2 separate regions of the Homo sapiens genome follow, and region 2 is linked to region 1. The links are chromatin contacts, found by Hi-C in ENCODE. All regions are on one chromosome and are shown on one strand. The core of a region is the stretch at or near the end of the contact, and the rest is flanking DNA. Distances in the headings are between cores, read along the strand shown.

Region 1 (3,748 bases), core at 73-2,572:
CAGAGGTTCTCAAATTTGGCTGTGCATAAAACTGCCTCTGACGCCTGAAAAGTTGTAGATCCCCGAGACAAATCTGAATGGGAAGCTCTGAGTTGGGCATTGGGAATCTGCATTTTTGTAGGCACCTGAGAAGATTCTGAGTCTGGTAGTCTGAAGGACAAACTTTCCAGAAACACTAACTTACAGAAATGCTCCAAGGAAAACATTGCTGGTATTAGAGAAGAGGCTGATGGCAGCTCACATAGTCTTCACTCAGAATAACTGGCTTCTGTACTAGTTCTCTATTGCCAATGATTAGGCACAAACTGGCTTTTAGACTGAGGCCTGGGATTTGGGGTTAGAAAGTACAAGGGAAGAAATGTTCTAAAAGTATGGAAAATGTAAAAACGCATTTGGATTACAGTGTGATCTAAGGCAGGATAGATTTCTAACCACTCTAAGTGGAGATGTCTCTCTGAACTCAGTGAGATACCCAGTACATCTTTTTATTTTGTGTCGCTATCTACAATTTCTCTGTAATTTAGCCATTTTTAGTATTTTACTTCTTAATGCATTTAAGGTTTCTCCACAAAAGAAAAAAAAATCAGTCAACTTATTTGTGGTGTTAGCTACAATTTGACCAAAACCAGTGGACCATACATTGCTTTCTTCCCTGTCAACATCATTAACTCTTTTCTATTTTATATCTTATTTCTCTAAATTTGGTAGAAGAGGGACTTTTTGTGTACTTTCTGCATGAGGCCTTTCATACGAAGAGTGAAAATTGCAAATTAAAGAAACATAAACCTAAAAAAGAAGCACAGGCCTTAAAATACTTCTTTTCTCACTTCTCTATATTTCTAATTATATTTACTTTCTACAAATATTAGTAGTATGACTCAAACTTCAAGATACCATCTAGTGGAAATCCTGCTATTAAATAAATCAACATGCAACATCTATCTCTTTGTGTATCATTTAATTGTAGAAAGAAATGACATTTATAAAAGTATTCTCTCCTTTTCTGATGTTTGATAATATCATGTGGCATTCTGCTTTTTCTGTTTTCATCGTTGACTGAACTCTTTAGTAACCACCACAATAAAAATACAAACTAATTCATGTTCATTTCATCTAAATCACACAAGCAACTCTACAGGATAAGTGAGTAAATATTTTCAGTTCTAGATAAGAATCTCTAGCCAGAGATTTAAGGAATATTTAGTTCAGCAAAGTACTAAGTAAATAAAAGGGTGACCCACAACTATCCAATCTTGGGGCCAGCAAACCTGATGCTGTGAAATAAAGAAGTAATTGTCCCTCCTCAGCTAGGAGAGCTTTCAACATATCACACAAGTCCCACCCAGGAGGGTGAATGTTCTTTTCCTTCCTTCTCTCATATTCTCCTGCTCATCCCGCTGACAGCAAGTCTAAGGGAGATGATGAATCATGCCAGAAAGTTGGGGCCTATCAGTTATTTCTATGAGCCCAGCTTACACTGACTCATTTCTAAGGAAGCAGTATGCTTCTATGGCAGATGCTGGCTATTTATTTATTTATTTATTTATTTCGTGCATGTGCTTTTCCAGACTTATAACATACACCAGCAGCTTCCTGAGTGGGTTCCAGAAGTGAAAAAAATCATAAATTGAATGCACATGGAGAAAGCATGTCCCCATCCAAGACCTCACAGGCTCCCACCCTAGCCATCCAAGTCCACACCCTCATGGTTTACATAGCACCTTTCTTCCAAGGATCCCAGAGAGCTGCTCCAGAACAAAGGAATTAGACTAAGGGAAGAATATGTTTGGCTTTCCTCTTGACTAGTAAAAGGAACTATTGGGCCCTCTAGAGTCCAAGGCCTCACAGGCAGGCTCTGTATATACCTTGGAATCAAATTAGATCTAAAGTCCCTAGGTGTTCAATTTTACATTTTAGAATCTAAATCACTTTTGATTATTTTTATGCAGATTGAAAAAAGTATGAAGTGAGAAGATTTTGCTTTTGGAAATGCATTCCCTTGAACCCCACTTCCATTCCATTTTTTTCCTAGTTATCACACTCTTTTCCCAAACATCAGGCACTCTCATGCTGTCTTCCCAGGAGAGCAATCTAATCAAATCAGTCATATTAAGGTGCTACGATATGACTGCTTATCCCATGTATATTCATGTTTTTAGAAAGGAACATAGCCTAAGAAATGAAGAAATCACTGAAAATGAAGGAATTTGATTTAAGATAAAAATTTTGATGTATAAGAGTCTTTCCAACAATCTGTGGTTATGTAATCTACACTTTCTCTGCTTAAGTTAAAGACATGCTTGGCTCAAAACAGGGCTAAGAACATACAGTAAAACATAGCTTGTCAGGGCCAGCCTATTGAAAGCTGCTGTGTTTCCCTATGCACAGTCTGCAAAGTTAGCCATTGCTTTAGATTACTGGCCTAAGAGACTTGAGTATTTAGTCTGAACCTCGAATGCTAACTGAAAATATATAAAAATGTAAGACCTGAGACAAGTTCAACTCAGTATCCAGTCGAGGCTAAGTTATTCTTGATCCATCATACCTCTCAGTCATTTTATTGTGACTTGTGGCAACTGCTGGCTTCATTTTCCTTTGCTTCTGTACCTGGATTTAATTCACTAGGTTCTGGACATCGTGACTGTTATCTGTGCCCATTCTGATGCCTGGTTTCCTTGCTGTAAATCTTACTGCCGTAAGAACTATAGGGCTGGACTCCTTTTTCCCAGTCTGGTATTTTTACCCTTCATTCAGTTTGCTTCTTCCCACAGTCTAGAATGACTCAGCATCATGTGGAGAGCATCCAGTGTGTGCCCGCTAGAATACAGAACATTAAATCTCCAATATCTGGAAACCACTGGCCTAGAACCCTTGAACAACCAGTCTCTCCATCCCTCCTTGCTATCTCACTACCCTAAGGCAATTGGCTTGGTGGAAGAGGCAAATGCCAAGAGAACAAGTTAATGTTCTTAGGGGTTTATAAAGATCATTTGATGAATGAATCCTAGATGTGTAAAAATATGGGCTCCTGAAATAGGATCTTAGACACCCTAAATTCTTTTTTCTACTCAAGGATACTGAAACTCCAAAAGGTGTAATTATATTGCCCAGCACCACAAACTCACTGACAAACTGAATCAGGACTAGACTTTGGCCTCCTGAGACTCGAGACAATGTTCTTTCTATTATACTATCCACCGTGCTCCTTTCTTATAATACTAATTTTTTAAAAATACGCAGCATGGGAAGCTGCTTTAATGTTGGCCTCCCAGCTCCTCAAAACCATTCTCAGCAGGATTTACAGATCCTGGCCACATGTCTGCAAAAGGGCCTCTGAACACATACTTGAGATTTTCATGTGTTAGATAAACAGAGCTAAGCCCATCAAAATTAAGATTTTCTCATTCCCTCCCACTTCTGCTGATATTTTGGTCATAGTGGACATTAAAAATATTTTTCATGCCATAATCTCAAGTTTTCTAAAATTCTGATTGCTGTTCCTGTACCTCATATTCATTCTACTTCAAGTAATTATGCTTCTAGAAGGAAAGTATTCTCTTATTTACTGTAGATATGTCTCTATTTATAAAAAGCACCAGGGCCAGTATACACTCATCCTAATGTCCCGCATGCTCTACTCTCGACATCACACCAGCACCACAAGGAAATTGATTCTCCTGATAATGGTACATACAACAGTCAAGGTGAAAACTTGCTAGGGAAGGGTTCTAAATTCTTCAGAAGACTT
Region 2 (3,419 bases), core at 265-2,764, 99 kb after region 1:
TATAACAACACTGAGATGTGATGGTGTTGGCATAATGACATCATGACTCCTTTGGGACCAATGTTTTGGAGTGCAGGTGGCAGCGCTAGACTGATCTCATCGGAAAATAGCTAACCCATACAAACCAACTTTTTCAGGGTCTAGAACTGCTTTTTCCTGTCCATCCTCACCACTAGAGGAAAGGACGTGTGTAAGTGGCATTTCAATATTAACTTTGAGATGTTATAGGTTATTGAGAACCAAATATCCTACTTGACCATTAAAGCACCTATTCAGCTATTAATTAAAACTTTAAATATCAATGGGCCAAGGTATTGAGGAAGTCTAACAATCAATTTGTATCTATCACCATTACTTTTCTGGCATTTATTCATTCCTCCTGTGGACTACATAGTATCAAAATTTAATCATATAAACTACTAAAAGGTGAAAAGAATTGTGTAAATTGAATTACTCAGAATAATTTCCCATCCTTGTGACTTCACCTTATTTAGTAAATATATTACAAGTATAAAGATATAGCTGTATCTATATTTGATTTTAAGGTTTCAAAATATTTAATTTTTAAATTTGTACAAATTTTCTGATACTTTTTAAATGTACATGCAAAAACAAAACCACCAAAGTAAAAAATTGTCATTAAGATCCTGTCTGGGCTATTAGTTCAGAGCTGTTTGGATGATGCCAGACCCAAATATGTATCATTAAATAAGTAAACCTAATTCAAACCTGATTCAAGGCATGCCCAACAAATAATGTTTTATCACCTCTAGAGATCTTATTTCTTGATATCTTTGATTTGCATGTAATGTAAATATCTATGGATGTTTAATGCAGCAAGACAGAAAGCCTCGAAATCTAGAAGGAAGAATAAATTATATAACTGATTAATACTCGTTGATTATTTAGTAAGTATTCTTAAGTTTTCAAGGAAATGTTGCTATTATTCACACACAGCAAAAACACAGATGGACGGTCTTTTGCAGCAACATTTATGTTCATATGAACTTTACTTTATAAAGCAAAGAGCTAAATATTTTATGAAAAGGGCAATAATCTGTTTATGGAAAGATGCAGGAGCATCTCTTTAGGAAAGTAGTTTGTTCTGAGTTCATAAGTTGACAATCTATTTGTAGCTATCATTTGAAATTCATACCATTTCCTTCTCACAGCCATTCACTACCACTCACCATGCAAGGTTCTATAAGTTCTCCCATTTGGATGCCCTTAAGAGAGCCTTGCAATGACAGATGGTTTGGTTAATTACAAAATTAAACTCTGTGCTATTGAGACATGATTTCAGTGAATAATATTTTCCAGACAGAGTTTAATAAGCAGCTTGCGGTTGAGTAGCCTTTAGCCCAAAAAAGGGAACCAGGTCTCTGTGACTACCTTCTACATTCAGAGAGCATGAGCTTAGAGGATGTTAACTTGACCACCCCAGGAACTCAGTTCCAGTAACCTTATCAGGGTCTACCAGAGTGACCCCACCCTAAGCATTGTGAAAGAAGGACTGTTGAAATAGCACCTGGCATTTCACGCTGAACTCCTGTAACACTTGCTGATTCACTGACCACAGTGAAGGGAAAGTACACTGGATATTCAGCCGGCCTTTATGGGTGAGCCCTGCTGGTAAACATGAACTCATCTGAGAAGTCACAGGTTTTAAAATTCACATGCAGCAACTTTGAATTTTTTTTTGAAATATGGTAAAACAAATCAATTTTTAAAATATGAAATTTAAATAGATTAAAACTAGAAATCTAAATATTTGTAAAAGGAATAACTTTTACAATCACAGATCCTTTCGTTGTCGTTGATGATGTATTTCCTCCTGGAAAGTAAGTAAAATAATTGACATCTGATATGACCAGACATCTGATTTTTGGTGAACAGATTTTCTCAAGGTGATTTGGGAAGACTATGCTTGACTATGTTTGACTAACTTGAATAGGTTTAAGGGAGGAAGTTTCTAGATCTGGCCACTAGTTCTGATATTTATTAGTTTTAGAAACAATATCTGATTTAAGTAGAACCAAACAAGACTAACTTGGATTTGTAATAAGTCAGAAAACTGATAATGCATGCAATGATCTCCAAGATTTTATTTTTACTTCTTATATATATACTTGGAAAATACTACTAAATTCAACAGATTTTTTTCCTCTAATAAATTGATCACTGCTTTTACTAAGTCAAAGGTATAAAAAATATCTGAAGCAACCAGATGATAAGTTAATTACCATCCAGAAAATATTTAAACAACTATGCTCCCATGAAAATTCTCCTGCTCAGTTTTCTTAGTTATATCTTCAATACTTTTTTTGAGATGTTAGTTACATGATGCTGTGATCTGTCTTTTCCATTTTTCTATCACTACAGAAAATTTACGATGATGTATAGCATATATTTAATAAAAAGTTTTAAAATAAAAAATGACTAGACAATTTAGAATACGAGTACCAAAATTTAAATCAATTCAGCAAATGTCTGCTTCTTATATAAAATATTGTTTAGCTGATAGAACTGGCAGATTACGTAGGTACTCTCTGAATGAAAGACGGCAACTCTATATTTTAACAATGATAGCACACACTGTGGTCTAATGACCTAGGGGCAGAGTTGTAACAAAATGAATGGTAAAATTTATTAGAAAAGCATAACAAAAGTAAAGAAGCCACAATTTTTCAATTATAATATTTCTATAAGTTACTAGAATATTTCTATAAGTGGGAAATAGGATGAGTAAAACAAATAAACATTTATTGTGCCCTTTTCACATGCATTACACATTATTGCTTTTCATCTTAATGAAACTGATAAGGACTTGGGAAACTTAGGATCAGAGAAATTGTTTAATTGTTGAGGGCAGACAGAAAGATACTAAGTCACAAATTTAGTAAAGACTTTCTTTATAACCCAGTATGTGCTTAATTTTTAAAATCAACCCTATTGAAGTATAATATGCCTTCAACAAAATGTACCTATTTTAAACTATTGAAAACGTGTGCACGTAGAACCACACCACAATCCATATAGAATCTTTCCAACATCCCCCAAAGTTTCTTTGTGTCCTAAACTAGACAACCCCTTTCTCCCAACTGACCCAGAAAACCACTAATTTGCTTTCTGTCACCATATGATTCTTGTTTCATTTAGACTTGAGCATATACGACATATAATTTTTAGTGTCTGGCTAATTTCACTCAGCATAGAGGTTTTAAGTTTCATCCATGTTATGATCTGTACTGTTGTCTTTCTTTTCCCCGAGTTCCAAGGAATTCCATTGTATTCCACTGTATGTTTACGACAAATTATCATTTCTTCATTAATGGTTAGTGATTTTACTATTAAATAAATATTTATTAAGTAAATATTTGCTTATCCTAATGTTGTTAAAATATTTTTTCACATTTCTA

Evidence for each region. Hi-C counts contacts between places; a loop is a spot of excess contacts on that map. Pooled maps may share reads with other maps.
Region 2: a map of PC-9 shows a loop between it and region 1 (7-fold over the local background). The contact joins two enhancer-like sites. A Hi-C loop is called at or near these places in 1 of 168 maps with a recorded cell type or tissue (PC-9), 3 of 37 single-sample maps with no recorded cell type and 3 of 50 pooled maps.

Annotation. Positions count from the first base shown.
Region 1 is chr2:145,592,714-145,596,461 of GRCh38, forward strand. No RefSeq gene overlaps it. Among named protein-coding and RNA genes, the nearest start is that of LINC01966, 710 kb to the left of the region's middle. Within about 2 kb of position 1,323, at least 2 of the 41 ENCODE cell types and tissues checked have a DNase peak (open chromatin) inside an H3K27ac peak, as active enhancers do.
Region 2 is chr2:145,691,822-145,695,240 of GRCh38, forward strand. No RefSeq gene overlaps it. Among named protein-coding and RNA genes, the nearest start is that of LINC01966, 810 kb to the left of the region's middle. Within about 2 kb of position 1,515, at least 4 of the 41 ENCODE cell types and tissues checked have a DNase peak (open chromatin) inside an H3K27ac peak, as active enhancers do.